2 separate regions of the Mus musculus genome follow, and region 1 is linked to region 2. Evidence: chromatin loops called from intact Hi-C (ENCODE). Cell type or tissue: heart. All regions are shown on one strand.

Region 1 (8,000 bases), 76 kb before region 2:
TTATTCTTCATTCACCTGTTGTGGACACCTGGGCTATCATGAGCAGATCAGAAGTCGCATCAATTTGCATTTCCTTGATAGCTAAGAATGGTGAACATTTCTTTGAGTGGTACTCGGCCATCTGTGTTTTGGGTTTTGTTTTGAAAACTTCTCTGTTTACTTTTGTACTCCATATTTAATTGGGTTATTTGTCTTCTTGATGCCTAGGTTGTTTTTTTTTTCCTGTTTTGTTTTGTTTTTAGTTCTCTATATAAGTTACATATTAACTCTCTCTTGCATGTGTACTTGATAAAGATCATTTCCCTTTTTTTGTTTTTTTTTCTTTTTTTGTTTGTTTGTTTTTCTTTATTTTATTTTATTTTTATTTTGTTTGTTTTTCGAGACAGGGTTTCTCTGTATAGCCCTGGCTGTCCTGGAACTCACTTTGTAGACCAGGATGGCCTCAAACTCAGAAATCCACCTGCCTCTGCTGGGATTAAAGGCATGCGCCACCACGTCTGGCTGATCATTTCCCATTTTATAACCTCTTTATCCAAATGACAGCATCCTTTGCCTTACAGAGCTTTTGGTTTTCATAAGGTCCCGTGTATTAATTGTCCTTAGGGCCCGAGCTACCAGCGTCTTGATCAGAACGTCTTTCCGTGGGCCAGTGAGTTCAACACTATTCTCCATGTTCTCTCCTGTCAGACCCTGTGTATGTGGCCTTAGGGGAAAGTTCTTGACCTATTTGGCAATGGCTGTTGCGTGAGGTGGTAAGTGTGGATCTATTTACATTCTTCTATATATGTTCTATTTGCCATCCTCCAGTTTGACCCCTACCATTTGTTGTAGATGCTGTGTGTGTTTCCAGTGTGTATTTTTGGCTTCTTTGTTAAAAATCAGGTGTCTATAGGTGTGTGGAAATATGTCTAGGCCTTCCATTCAGTTTATTGACGTGTCTGTTTTTACGCCAAAACCATGCTGTTTTTATTACTACAGCGCCATAATACAACTTAAAATCAGGGATGGTGATACCACCAGCAGTTCTTGTATTATTCGGGATAGTTTTGGTTATCCTGGTTTTGTTGTTCTTTTTGTTTCCCTATGAAGTTGAATTTGTCTTTTCAAATTCTATTTTCTGTCCCTTAGGACAGCTTGGTAAAGTCTGCCATTTTATCCTGACTACTTTAGTACCATTCTGGTCAGTATGCTCACTTGCAAGTGGTGGGTAAATAAGTCACAACCCGACAGCAATGCCTGTGGTGCCCATAAGTCTAACACAGGGCAAACTGAGAAAGACTGGAAACAGAGGCTCCTATCTCAAATGTAATGGCCTGGACCCTTCCTATTTCCCAGCTAAACAAGGGTCTCACAGAATCCAGGAAGTTCTCAGCTTTAGACATGGAGAACTGTCTCTGGGTTTCAGATTTAAGATTACAGCTGTCCGGTTTGGGGGTAAAGCCTTTAACCCTTCAATCAGGGATGAGGGTGGCATGCCCTGTTTAGAATGTTCTGGAGAGTAAATGCTTAGCCCTCCGCTGGTCTCTTAGTGAGCGCTCGGTGAGTGAGGAAACATCTTCATGGCATCATCTAAAGATCCCAAGAAGACTACCGAGGTTGGGTTTACGGCTGACCTACTGGAAGGACTTCAGAAGGGAGCTACCAGGCACTTCTTAAACCCTGCCTCTGCCATACTCTCAGGATGTCTCTCTAACAGTCTTTCTATGAAGCGGAGGGCCACGGATGCATTTGTCCCCTCGGTGGCAAATGTCAACTAAAAATCCCTGGGAAGGGGTGGAGAACCCATGTCTGGGGTGGTCTGTGCTTCTAAAGACTGCCCATGGACTTTTAAATCAGACTCGAGTGGGAATCCGTCCCCTCCTCTGCCGATACGGTCAATGTTCCCTCCTCTGTGGATCTGCTTTCTCGTTTCAGAAAGGACAGTTAATACCCAACTAAAGTGAAGAGGATTAAATGTGAAAACAGCGAGAGTGCGTAGCCGAGAAGCATAGAAAGCGTGTAGCCGAGAAGCTAGTGAGTAGGACGAGCTGGGTTCCTATTTCATTCAGCTCGAACAGCCCTGAGTAACTAGTCGTTCTGTGTACAGGAGCTGGCAAGTTAAGTAACATCCTGAGCTAAAAGGCTTGGGATCATGTTCTCTGCAACACCCATGAGTGTACATCTTTTTTTAAAAGACGCACAACCTTCAACAGGCTTTTTTTTTTAAACATAGTTTTAAAAATACTTCATTTATTTATTTATTTATTTACTTACACTCCAGACCCCATTCCCCTCTCAGTCCACTCTCCCTCCAACAGTTTCACATCCCATACCGCCCCCCTTACCCCCCCTCCACGAGGATGTCCCTAGAACCCAACCCCCACCCAACCAGACCTCTAAACTCCTGGGCCCTCCAGTCCCTTGAGGGTTAGGTGCATCTTCTCTGGCTGAACCCAGACCGGGCAGTCCTCTGCTATATATATATGTGTTGGGGACCTCATATCAGCAGGTGTATGGGCGGGGGCGGGGGCGGGGGCGGGGGGGGGTTAGTCCAGGTTAATTGAGTCTGCTACTGGCCCATATACCTATTCAGGGTAACTTATTCAGTCATAATCGTAACAAAATCGTAAATTTTGACTTCCTCTAGGAAGAAAGGTAAAAAGAATGGACTTTCGGTGTAAACTTAGAGTGTTACTATAATACATAAGTTTTTCACACAAAGAAGGAGCAACAGGACAAAAAAAAAATGGGGTGGGGGGTGGGGGGAGATGCTGTGTTTGAGGAAGAAACTGCCCTTCTGATTGCAGTGACCTTCCGGTTTCCAGGCATGTTCAAGAACACACCTCCCACTTGTTTCTTTGGAAGCCAGTGTTTAACTCACCACGACCATTTACGGCCATTGGAAGGGAGCAAGAATACCAGCCACTAAAAAGCTTAAATCTTGGTTGGCCCCCCACTTTCCCAGAGGAGACTGAAAATCTGTAAGCACCGCAAAACAGCATTCATTACTCAGCCTCTTGAAAGGCTCCAGGTAGAGTCATTTTTGAATCATGATTCAACCGCCATTTCTTGTTTTGATGGAACAGTGATGGCTAACATGTTGATGGCTAACTTTATGTTTAAAAATCTCTGTGCTTAAAGCAAATTTCGACCTCCAAATGTTAAGCGCTACTAGGGGTTAATCTTTATTATTATTATTATTATGGTTTTTTTTTTAACTGCTGGTTCTGCTTCTGTAAACAAGCTTGCAAGAGAACAGATTGAAGCTTTGTATTCTTTGCCTTTGTAAACCCTTGGCTGAGGTGTCTGGGTGCTACATTCGGAATTCCATCTCGGCGTCAGTGTCTGAATAAAATCCTCTTGGTTAAAATTTATTAGTGGTCAGGCTGATGAATCTCCGGCCGGACCCAAAACAGGAGCCATCCGGATGAGAGGGACTCAGGCTTCCACGCGGCAGACTCCGTGGTGGTGGTGGTCTCATTGGCTGGTGTGTAGGTGGGATTTCCTGTCGCCATTTTAAGGAGAAGCGACTGTGCCAGCCAGTCAGTTAAGGGGCTGCACTTCAGACAAAGAGTGGGGCAGGAGAAGTAACCCGAGGCGGATATGGCTTTCAGCCTGTTCCTTTTTCCAGGCCCAGCAAGGGTAGAGTCACGTGGCCGGGGCAGCAGGGCTATTGGTGCAGACCCCTTGGGTTATTGTCACACTCTGAGTCCCAAGGGGTCCCCAGAGCTGCTCTGGGGGGGGGGGGGGCGGGACTGTAGGTGTCCAGGTTTCCAAAGGTGTCCCCGCGCGTCCCGTAGTCCACCACCGCCCCTGGGTCGCGGGGCTACCCTCACGCTGCTCCCTTCCCACAATGCAACTCCGTTCGGTGAGGCCCTGGCGTACCCCAAGAGACGGCCCCCTGCCACCGCCTGGGCGAGTGAGCCGCTCCACCTCCAACCCCGAGGGTGCGGGTGCGGCAGCTGTGGCCCCAGCTGAGGCCCCGGGAGGGCGCAGGCAGGTGCCGGGAGGCCCGCAGCCTCCGTATGCTCGGGTACCACCAGCGCGTTGTTCGCGCATCCGCTCGCACTGCCCTTCCTGGATGCTCGGTGTCCGCCAGCCGCGGTCGCCTTGCGGTCTGGTAGCCCAGGGGGGAAGAGGAGCAAGAAGGCGCGGCGACCAGCGGCATGTGACCCGCACTGCTCTACCGCACACAGCTCAACTCCGCCGGCGCGCGGGCATGGAGGGATGATGGTCTGAAAGGCCGCGCTCCCGTCCCCAAACTGCCGAAGAGAAAGGGCGACGCGCCTCGCAGGAGCCAATGAGTCAGGTTGGAGCCCCTCCGCGCCGGGCGTGTGAATGTAAGTGCTGGCGGGCAGAGTGTGGGTGGGGGGAAACTGATGCAACCAGCCCTGGGAGGAGGAGGAGGAGGAGGAGGAGGAGGAGGAGGAGGAGGAGGAGGAGGAGGAGGAGGAGGAGGAGGTGGTGGTGGAAAAGGAGGAGGAGGAGGAGAGCTGTGGCCACGCCACTCTTCCTGAAGGTCGCCGGTAACCCGGCCTTTTACCTTCCTCCGAAACCCGCCACGCGGATCCTCCCCGCCCAGTCTTACAGACCTGGGGCCACCTTTCCCTAGCTAGTCCTTGACACAAAAAAGGACATCTAACTGCCGGGGACGGCCTGGAAGGGCGGACACTTTGGTGGCGCCTTTCCCTTTATTTCTCGAGGTAAGGTGCTTTTGGAGGGCAGAGGGAGCGGCGACTTGGAGGGAAGGGGAGTTTGAACAGGAAGGGAAGGAGGTAACTCAGACAGCCTCCATGTCTCGTGGACACGGGCAGAGCGTCGCGGCGCCTTTCTAGAAGGCAGGAGTCCGGTGCCCTTCCCTGAACGCAGGGACTCCAGATACCGCCGTGGCGTACAGTACCTTACTTTGTAGACCTGGTTTTATGGTGATGGAGTGTGCCACCAGATCTGGTGTCACTTTCGCGAATTAGGAACCAAGCATGCGATGTAAGGGGCATAAGGTACACCGAGGAGTGAATCAGTCTGCATCTTGGGACTGGCCGGCAGCGGAGCCTCGGAGACCGGCTCCCCAGCGCGGTAAACAGGTGCACGTTGGCTGCACCTCCACGGGCTCGGCCCCTGTCTCCGTTCCGGTTAGTGGGATGATGCTGGCAGTGACTCACTTTCCTCTCCCTCTCTGGAGGCTCTCTCCCGAATGAAGAGCCAGTGATAGGCTACTTCCTCTAGAGCCTGGTCCGGTGGGGCGGGAGAACAAAAGGCCACTGCTTGCGCAGGACCCTTGCGCCCTGGTCTCCCCTCCCCCGCACCTGGCCCCAAACGTTGCGGCAAAACGCTTATAAACTGGTCCGCTCCACGCGAGGAGGAAAACGCGCGGAGATCTCTTGTAGCCCGTCTTCATCTCTCCCAACCCCCGCGACAGCCCGGCTCCGGGTGCGGGACTGCTCCGCACCCTCGCGAACAGCGCGCGGATCCCGGTGCATCGCCCGCCGCTGGGTTTCGGCCCAACTGTGCTCGCACTAGACTCGAGTGCATATGGCGGCAAAAGGAATTTCGCGGTAAGCGCGTCACGCCGCGAACTGCCTTTCACAAGCTGCCTCGGGCCGAGGAAGGTGGCGCTTACTCCAGCCCTTTGTGTCTCGCTCTGCGGCGTGGACCCGGGTTCTCACCAGCCTGTTCCATCGGTGGGAAGCACACTGGCTTGGGGATCGCGTACTTGTCTCAGACGTTTAGACGGTGTCGTACGTGGAAGAGAGGAAAGGACCCACTGCTAGAAAACGGTACGCGTTTGCAAGATTTAACACCTCCGCGGTTTTTTGTTTTTTGTAACTTAAAAAGAATACAATGGAGTGTGTGTGTGTGGGGGGGGGGCGGTAATTGTATGGTTTGCAAAACGCGGGTCTAGCAAGGCTGTAATTTGTCACCTTGATACAAGAAACAGTGCTGCAACTCGTGCTTTTTCTGACGTCAGAAGGACAACGGAAATAAAACCTGAGCTGGCTGGCCTCATTGTCAAATAACTCACCCTATAGGAAACTGGCAAGTCCCGCCACTGCACGGGTCTGGTATGGCCGCCTAACCTCTGTCTTAAAATGACTTAAATGACTCTGCTGTTGGGTTACTTAGTTCTCAGTGAGTGGCTGAAAGCAACGGAAATGCGGCCTAGTTTGATTGCGGTTTTGATCTTAATAGGGATTTTTTTTTTTTTTTTAAAGAACAGGTGTTGAATAATTAGGGATGCTGTGTAGCAGGCAGCAACTAATCAGATCAAGTTCCGGCTCCTGTGTAATGTCCATTTCAACAGGAAACAGACTATGGATGAACGCAAACAGAAATGCCAGGTGTTCAGGTTGGGAAGACATGAGACAGAGTCATGTGAACCTGGAGGATCCTTGTGATAGGCGACCCATTAGGAGAGGTTGTGTGAGGGGTGGCGTGTCTTCCTTTCTTAATGAGGAGAAATAATTGTCTATGGGAGTAATTAGGGGGAGATTTTCAGAAGAAATAGTGCTTACTGCACCCTGGGCTGCCTGTAATCCAGCAGATACGTTAAGTAGATTGAAAGGTACTTTCCAGTCTTTAAAGTTTTTTGCTGCTTCTGAACATTTTTTACCTTGTTTCATGGACTGAGGGTTACACTGAGAAAGCAGCGGACTTAAGAGGCCTGGCATCTGCTACCATGTCCACTATTTTTTTTTTTTTTTTTTTTTGGTCCTCTAATGCCAGGGATATGGGAATTGCTTAATAAATTCTTGCTGGATTGTGACCTTGGCAAGGTAGCTCGCCCAACCCCTTTCTGAGGGGCAACTCTTTTCTCTGTTCCATGATTGGTCCTCTTCCCTCACGGTTGAAACACTGCAGTCTGTCTGCTCTGCTTTTCTCGCTTACCATGGCCTCTCCTTTTGAGCAATGGTAGGGCATTGAAAATGTCCCTTGTTTGTCCTTTTGTCTGCGTCCCCAAATGTGCAAACCCATCAGGTGGATTGTTGAGAATCAGGAGCTATGGGCTGGGAAGTCCCTTGAAGTGTCTACGGATGTGGGAGGCAGATGCAAGCGTGCCAGGGAGTCAGCTTAGGTGGTGTCATAGCCGCTCAGTCTTTCTCTTCTAGGCTAAACGCGGCTCCTGTAGCTCAGCCTGGGCACTTCCACAAGTTTAACATTGTATCCTGATTTTAAAACAGTCCATGTTTTGTAAGGTCCTCACTCCGCACTGAGTTCCCACTTGCTTAGAAATAGCCCGGATTCTTTTCTCATTTATGGCGAATCCTCACCTCTTTCTCTCTCTCCCAAGTGACATTGTCTTTCTCCCAGGACACACTGCAAATTCCCCTTGGTCCCAGGTATTTTTCTGCCCCAGTGGCTATGTGGCTTCCAGAGTAGAATGCCTACTGAAATCTTGTATTTTGTGACAACCTGGTCAGGGTGCTATTTTTCTGGTTCTTACAAGTGCTTAGTGACCACCTTCCTTTTTATACAGTTTTTTTCCCCCACTCTGGGTGCCACACCAGGTGGTGGAGCAGAGATGGTAAGGCCTCGCCGTTAGCTCAGATCTGCATACCAGGCTGCGACTTAATGGCCTTGGGAACTTGCAGCAAATTGTTGAATGTCTCTGAGCTTCAGAATTTCATTTATCAAATGAGAACAACACCCATGGTGGTTATTAAGTTATTCCAGAGATTTCATTAAGATGGCGGTTGATGTAAGGTATTCACTCTCATCTGTACAATTTGATGGCTTGGTTACTGGTTTTCTGCCAATCATGGGTTTCCAGCTACTCCTAAATGGCAGAGGAGTTTAGATTCATAGAAGCCCGTGTGGCAATGGGGAGTGGGGTTGGAGAGACTCACTTCCAGAGAGGTTGCCTAAAACCGTGGGCAACTCAGGGGACAGGTTGAGGCCTCACTGTCTCCATCCACAGTTGTGCAATGAGAACCATCTGGGAGACTCTTTGAACAAGTCAGGGCTATTTGGGACATTGCCATCCAAGATCACTGCCAAGGACAGGCTTGGAAAAGGGTTGTTTG
Region 2 (8,000 bases):
TGGGGTCCCATGCACTCTTCTGGTGTGTCTGAAGACAGCTACAGTGTACTCATATAAGTAAAAACAAATAAATCTTTAAAAAAAAAAAAAGAGTGGTGGGGGAAACCTTGTCCACGTGCAGCTATTCTAGCTCATGGACGTTTATCTTCAAGAAGCCAGACTTTAGCTGAGCCTGGTGGTACTTGCCTGTCATCCAGTATCATGGGAGGCTGAAACAAGAGAATGCAAAGTGGACCAGCCTGGACTACACAGAAATATCCTGCCTAGGTTATTTTGTTTGTTTGTCTTTAATGTTATCATTTGATCTGGAATACATTTGTCCATTCCTCAGAATCACAGTAGGTTGTACACAGTGTATCCACCCTCTGCCCTGTTGCAGTAGGACACATTTTAGCAACCAGAGAATAGGGAATCCTCCTGACACTCGTGATTCTTGAAGAACCTTTGAGGAGACATCTCCCAGCCTTTGAGTTTGCCATTTCTTTCCATAATCCGCTCTTGACACCCTAAGGTTTTGTCGGGCAAGCAAAGAGGCCAGGGTCAGATGCACAAATTCTTTCTGTGAATAGTTACTGCAAGGATAGCCTGGACTAGGTGTGAGGCTGGCCATGTCTCCCAGGCCTGCTGATAACAACAGTCCACCCTACAGAGCCACAATGGTACATGCAGATCTCTAGATAGAAGTAGGACCATGGGTGTCCAGGCTGTGTGCCTGAACCGAGCTTCCGTAGGAATAAAGCTGATACCATTACCCTTCTTTGTTGTCTCTGTGTGCTTGTGTCTTTGGGACAATGTCTGTGGCTGTCCTAGAATTCACTGTTTAGACCAGGCTGCCCTGGAACTCACAAAGATTTACCTGCCTCTGCCTCCTGAGTGCCGGGATTAATGGCCTGTGCCACCACACCCCATAAACCGCCACCACTACCACGCCCCATAAACATCTTAATTGGTCAAAGTCACAAGGGCAAAGGTGTGAGTAATGAAAAATGTCAAGCCAAGCAGGGAAAAATTTACACATGGATAGACTGTGAGCCAATCTGGTATCTCTGACTCCTGCCCACTGTCACTCTGTGTGTGTGTGTGTGTGTGTGTGTGTGTGTGTGTGTGTGTGTGTAACATATCCTTGGGCTAGGGATGCTCTGTCCCACCCACCCCTGGAGAATAAACTGGGCTTTGGAAACTGCACCTCGGCCCTGTCTGCTGCCCCCTGTTTAGATGCTCCACTTGCATTGTCTGGAGAGGATGAATGGGGCCCAAATAGCTGGACCTTTTTAAAAAAACAAAACAAAACCCCGGGTTACTTTAAATTCTAGACTAATTCAAGTTGAATTGTAATCTGCTTGCTAGATTTAATATAATATCAAAATGACCGAATTATCAATTCATCTTAAAGGTACAAGCACTAAAACCAAACTGGTATTGGCATAAAAACAATGGCCACCATGGACAGCACAAATGGTACCAGAAAGGTGTTCTTTAGAACCTTACGAGGAAAATAAAGTTTTCTCAAATTCACGGTAGGGAAAGGAGGGATAGTTTAGAGAAACATTATCCTAGATCATTATAACAACACATCTAAAGAGAACTCAAAGACTTTGAGCAACACACACACACACACACACACACACACATAAAATACAAGCTGTATACTTGAGACAGGATGTAAAATCATGTCTTGCTGTTTGCATTTATTTATTTAAGACAGGGTCTCTGTAGCCCAGGCTGGCCTGTAATTCACTACGTAGACCAGGCTGACCTCAGACTCATAGCAATCCTCTTACATCAGCCTCCCGAGTGCTGGGATCAGGGTCATGAGCCGCCATTCCCAACTTTAACTCATTTAATAACTAAGGAACAGGAAGTTTAAAGATGATTTACAGTGTTGGACATGGCAGTACCCACGAGAATGAGGCAGGGGGAGAGCTGTCTAGACTACATGGAGAGTTGGAGGCTAAGCCTTGGACTATGTTGTAAGAACTTGAAGCATTAAATATTTACAAGGCTCTGGGTTCAATATTTTAGCACAGAGCCTCCATGGGAGGCTCAAAGAAGAATTCAAGAGCTGACACGGAAGCAACTGATGTAAGACTGTCCTTCTTAAGGAGGTCAAGGCTATTAATGTCTCAACCAGAATTCATTTCCTTATCTCTGGGCAATAACAGTTTCTGTCTCTCATCAGTTTGCTACAAGTTACAGGATTGTAAAACAGCTCAAAGACAAAAATAAATTGCATAAATAAATAAAGGTAGGGCACAAAAGCAACTTGTAGGATATACAGAATAGCATCATCGAGAAGGGATGCACACTTTGTTCGCTGAAATCTTGCCCAGTACTTTTTTTTAAACCTCTTTCAAAGTCAGAAGTCCTGACACAATCAAAGTCTCGTAGATTATTGGAGGTAATAAAATGGCGGTTCTCCGTATGGTCGGCCTGTGTATCTGGGTAGGTGTGGTTTGATGTTAGGTGACCCTAAAGGCTTCCTTTTCAGTCTAGAATTGTGCAGTGCTAAGTAGCTACTGGTGCAATAGAACGTAGCTTTAAAAGTTCTTTTTTTTTTTTTTTTTTTTTTGACTAGGAAGCAAACCTAAGAAATGTTGCATTCGCCTGTCCTGTCTATGTATTTAAGAGAATTCCTTCCTACTTGAATGTCCCTATGGCTGACGTTCCTTGTCTAAGAGGAAGTGCCTTTGTTAGCCTAAACAAGATTAGTGACCTGCCTTTGGAACTAGGGCACAGGTTACAGGCCTGTAAGGTTGGCTCTAGGCCAGTTTTCTTGGGCGAGCTTTGCAGGCGTTAGCTCCTTACTGTCATTACTGTCATTACTGTCAAATGGCCAGCAGTCTCCAGCATGATCTTTCGAGGCAGGCCAGGGCAACATTGCCTTGCCAAAGTAGAGGGACTCAGTCACAGTGTTCAGAGAGGACAGAGAAGTTTAATTCTGTTTTGTTGAGGAAACTCTACTGCACTGCCGTACACTGACAGCTTGAGAAGAAGGACCCATGGCTTCCTTATATAGCCATGAAATGGGGCATTAAAATCCTGTCAGCTCAGGGAAGCTTTTCTTCTCAGGTCATCCTGCCCTCTGGGATTCTGTTCTGCTGGACCTTGGGTTGTCACTTGGTGTACATAAAACTGTTGCTCCTGGATTGAAAACAGTCCCGGGCATGCTTGCTGCTGCACTGGTGCAGCCTGGGATGTGTCTAGGGGAGGTCAGCTCAGAAGCCTGTGCCCAAGTGTCTGCTCTCGGAGTGTCAGTAGTCAGTAGTTTAAGGTCCTTGGCACACCGTCCCTCTCTGTGAGATTCTGGGCAAGGCCGTGCTGTGAGGAGCCCATTATTAGCCTGTGGTCTGTAACAGCCGTGGGCAAGCTTCAGGGAGCAGAGGCCTGTGATGAAGAGACTATACCTGGGTGGCTACTTTAGTAGCTCATGACTATCTTTTTTTTTTTTCTTTTTTTGTTTTTGCTTTTTCAGACAGGGTTTCTCTGTGTAGTCCTGGCTGTCCTGGAACTCACTCTGTAGACCAGGCTGGCCTCAAACTCAGAGATCCACCTGCCTCTGCCTCCCAAGTGCTGGGATTAAAGGTGTGCACCACCACTGCCTGCTATGGCTATTATTTTATCCACCTGCCATAGGTCTTTTTAAAATAAATTTGCAAGGCTGTGTAGTGTTCCACTGGAAGGTCACCGAAAAACTGCCAGTGCCCATGCCTTCCCCCTATTTTAGTGTCTTCAAGGCTTTTCTACAAAGTGTGCATCTCCAACTCATCTGTAGAGAAGGAGAGTCTTTCTTGGTCCAAAATAGAGCTGCCTCACACAGTTCTGTGGCTGAAAAGTTCAGGGTCTGCTAGGGAGGGACTGAGGAATGCTGGGAGAACCTGGAAGCCAAGTCTACTTTGGTATGTTAAATATTCACCTCAGCTGTTTGTCCCGGGTCTGAATCCCAACAAAGGTGAGGACCCCAAGGCTCCATGAAAGGCCAGACACCTCCGGAGACTCCCATCCCCCTCGGAGCTGTTTGCTGTGCCAATGAGGAAATTACTTTTACTTTCTCGACATCTTGCACCACCGCCACCGTCTGTCTTTCCCGGATGTTGGTTTCTCTGTCTGTCCCATGCAGCAAGCTCGTGGCTCCCCTACAGGCGCACCAGCATCCCCAGGTACAGCTCCTCTGGGCTTTGAGAAGAACCTTACTCAAGGTTGGGATACCCGACTGAACATCTCAAAGCAGCACTCAGAAGGGAGCATGCCCATCTGCCGGTCCCCTCTCCGACCACAAGGAGCACTTCCGGAAGCCTCAGTCAGCCCCGCCTCCTCCAGGAGCAGGGAACAGTCAGCCCCGCCCCCTCCAGGAGCAGGGAACAGTGCACTTGCCCTCCTAGGAGAAGCTTCCTCCTTGAACTTATTCCATGCAGAACCGGGGAATGGTATTGTCACTCCTAACCAAACCTAACCCTGGGATTAGAACCCAACGAACCAAACATCTTGAGGAGGAACGGTGGCAAATAGCGGATTCTCTGCTTGCCATTGCTGGCTGTTCTTTCCCCTGTACCTGCTGGACTATGCTCCTGGGAAAGGCCCACGGGGAAGGTCACACCTCCCCCATGCCTGCGCCCATTGACTGTGCCTCCTGCACTTCCATGGTGTTGGGCTTGCAACTGAAGCCATGCAAAACCAGCTACTTGTACCATGTTTTTACGTGCGACAGCTTTTAAAATGGACTAGTGATGCAGTCCTCTTTGGTCCCGAGGCACACTTCTCTTTCCTGCCTGCGTTTGGCCTCTATGTGGAGATAGGGAGTGAGTAAAGGAAGTCTCTGAGCAGAAAGTGGCAGACATCAGTCCTTTTATGGTTAGTGAACTCATTTAACAGGCAGTACATTCAGTGGGAGTGAGTCCGCAGTGTTCTCCCATAGTTACTTTAAAGCTGTGCAGAAAGGGAAGTGGGAATCTTTACTGGTCATTGTCTGATGCTTCTTTTCCCACCTCAAACATCATCCCAGTCTCAGGGTTTTGTTGCTGTGACAAAACAACATCACCAAAAAAAGCAGGTTCAGGAGGAAAGGGTTTGTTCAGCATACACTTCCACATTGCTGCTCATCACCAAAGGAAGTCAGGACAGGAACTCAAGCAGGGCAGAAACCTGGAGGCAGGAGCTGATGCAGAGGCCATGGAGGGGTGCTGCTTACTGGCTTGCTTGCTCCTCATGGCTTGCTCAGCTTGCATTCTTCTAGAACCCAGGACCACCAGCCCAGGGATGGGCCCTCCCCTGCCTGCCTTGATCATTCATTGAGAACATGCCTTACAGCTTGAGCTCATGGAGGTATTTCCTCAACTGAAGATCCTTTCTCTGTGCAAACTCTAGGTTGTATCAAGTTGACACACAAAACCAGTTAGCATATCCCCTTAACTGCCTCTGGCCTAGTCTTTATGGACAGGGACCTTTGGAAGTCAGTGGATATTGCTGTGCAGGTATCCAATAGTGCCCTTGGAATGTCTACTTCTTGAGCCATGGACTCTTCTATCTTAATGGTCCTTGGGACCGTGGCCATTTTCCCCTCCCAATCACAGTTCTGCCATTGATGGCTTTAGGATGCTCCTCATTGAGGAGTCACCCACTCTGTGACAGATAAGCCTTTATAAACCTCACATAGCAAAGCAAGTGTGTTGAAGAATGACTACATCAAAAATATCTTTGATGCAAGCACAGCTACAGAACACAGAAGGGTGTCATGGCCATAAGAAAGACTAAAGGAGGAACCAGGAGATGGCAGGAGCTGAGCCATGGGGAGGTGTGGACTAGGGGTGGGGTAGGCTTTCTCTGTCTTCCCTCTTCTGGTTGCTGAAGTTGCAAATCACCTGCCTTCTCAAACACTGGGAAGACTTGGTCCTTCAGATACTGTGATGGTTTGTATATGCTTGGCCCAGGGAGTGGCACTATTAGGAGGTGTGGCCTAGTTGGAGTAGGTGTGTCACTGTGGATGTGAGCTTTAAGACCCTCACCCTAGCTGCCTGGAAGCCAGTATTTCCCTAGCAGCCTTCAGATGAAGATGTAGAACTCTCAGCTCCTCCTGCACCATGCCTGCCTAGATGCTGCCATGTTCCCACATTGATGATAATGGGCTGAACCTCTGAACCTGTAAGCCAGCCCCAATTAAATGCCGTCCTTATAAGAGTTGCCTTGGTCATGGCATCTGTTCACAGCAGTAAACCGTAACTAAGACAGACACTCAAACAAAACCCCGGATTTTCTTTTGTCAGGAGGCATAATCGCAATACCCCATGGGTGACGGGGGGAAAAGCCTGCCTCCAGAGAAGCCTCAATTGTAATACTGCCCCTCAGCTGGATCGATTCTGCAAAACAGAGAGAAATGGTCTGAGGTTCCCTGTGGTCAACTTTCCTCACTGTTAGGAAAAGTATCAGCTCAGGATGCCCAAGACCAAGTTCTCAACACAACGAAGACTTATTTACTTCAGAGGGACAAAGGACAGGGGAGAAGGGACAAAGGCAGGAGATAGAGGATGAGGAAGAAGGGGAAGGGAAAGAGGGAGAGGGGACAGAACTGTTTGTCCTGGAGCGAGACAAAGGACAGCCTCTGGATAGAGAGGAGACAGATGTGGACCATAGGAAAATGGCGGTTTATAAAGGCAAAGGGGAAAGACAGTGTTAGGATGAGGTGTTTAATTTTAATTGGACATATGAATTAAGTGAGCCAAAGGAGCTTTTTAAAAATGATTTATGAGCCAGCATGGTGGCACATGTTTTTAATCCCAGCACTCTGGAGGCAGAGGTAGGCAGATTTCTGAGTTCGAGGCCAGCCTGGTCTACAAAGTGAGTTCCAGGACAGCCAGGGCTATACAGAGAAACCATGTCTCAAAAAAAAAAAAAAAAAAGATTTATGTATTTATTTATTTTACGTATATGATTGCTCTCTTCAGACACACACCAGAAGAGGGCATCAGACCCCTTTGCAGATGGTTGTGAGCCACCATATGGTTGCTGGGATTTGAACTCTGGACCTCTGGAAGAGAGCAGTCAGAGCTCTTGACCACTGAGCCATCTCTCCAGCCCTTAAAGAGAGCTTTTGATTGCTGGACTTCAACACTTTGATAGCTGGACCTTGGTAGTCAGCTTCAGGAGGAGGAAGTGGCTAAAAAAAGGGAATAGACCTTGTGGGTAGCTTTAAGGATGTAATCTAATGGTTTGTTAGCAAGACAGAGGGGATGGGGGAAGGGCAAGGCCCACCAGAGCTGTGCTAAACACACCCTCCACTCCTGTCATGCTGGCCACTCTCACGTCAGCCAGAGTCCTTTCACTTACCATCAAGACCAGCTAAAACTGGCCCACAATTGTTACCTAGATCTTGCTACCTTACAGCTGTCTGTGGTTTGGCTCCCCTCCCTCCGGGGTGGGCGGGGCCGGGGGACCCTTATCTAACTCTATAACTATACTGACTGAATCTTCTTGTCTAGTCCTTCGTCCTCCAAAACTCCCCCTGTGAAGCAATCTCTGGGAGACTTTCCTCTCAAGGGGTTTGTTACATGATCTTGAAACTAACTAGCTGGTAACATAGATCACCCATCAGCCAAGTTCCAGCATGTCCTCTCAGAACTTAAATGAGACCTAGAAATGAGGACTGTGGAGACTTCCCTCGCCACCCCACCCCACCTGGGGATGTAGTTCTTGTAACAAAACAATCAAAGAGACACCTTCCCTAAGCGCCAATAAGGATCCTGTCATTTTATCCACTCCTGTGGTCACTAAGGTCACGCATGTAGACTCCTGGATCCATCACATCAGGGTTGAGACTTGACAGCTCACACAGTGTCCCCACCTGAGAAGAATCCAGCAATCGTATCTCCAGAAGCAGGTCCATGCGCCTGTGAGGCAATGGAGGACCCCCAGCTGCTCTCCAGGAAACAACCAGCTAAGCCCTAGCTGAGCAGGAACCCTGTGACCTTCATACTACCCCCTCAGACTGGCCTTTGCGCAATTGCTACTCT

What was found. Peaks named below come from ENCODE experiments on the same cell type or tissue, not always from the same donor. Only the 100,000 strongest peaks of a DNase experiment are listed, where the experiment ranks them.
Region 1: it touches region 2 in a loop (2.1-fold over the local background); 3 of 42 quality-filtered maps call a loop at or near these places.

The regions. Positions count from the first base shown.
Region 1 is chr15:96,638,810-96,646,809 of GRCm38, reverse strand. It overlaps Slc38a1 (solute carrier family 38, member 1), which reads left to right and starts at 3,897. Exons shown (of 16, transcript NM_001166458.1): 1 at 3,897-4,319. In heart, no CTCF peak of the experiment used is centred here; DNase peaks (open chromatin) are centred at 3,539, 3,949, 5,099 and 5,569; H3K4me3 peaks cover 4,853 bases; H3K27ac peaks cover 4,453 bases.
Region 2 is chr15:96,563,245-96,571,244 of GRCm38, reverse strand. No RefSeq gene overlaps it. Among named protein-coding and RNA genes, the nearest start is that of Gm32457, 15 kb to the left of the region's middle. In heart, a CTCF peak has its summit at 4,259; DNase peaks (open chromatin) are centred at 2,774 and 4,154; H3K4me3 peaks cover 1,095 bases; H3K27ac peaks cover 1,273 bases.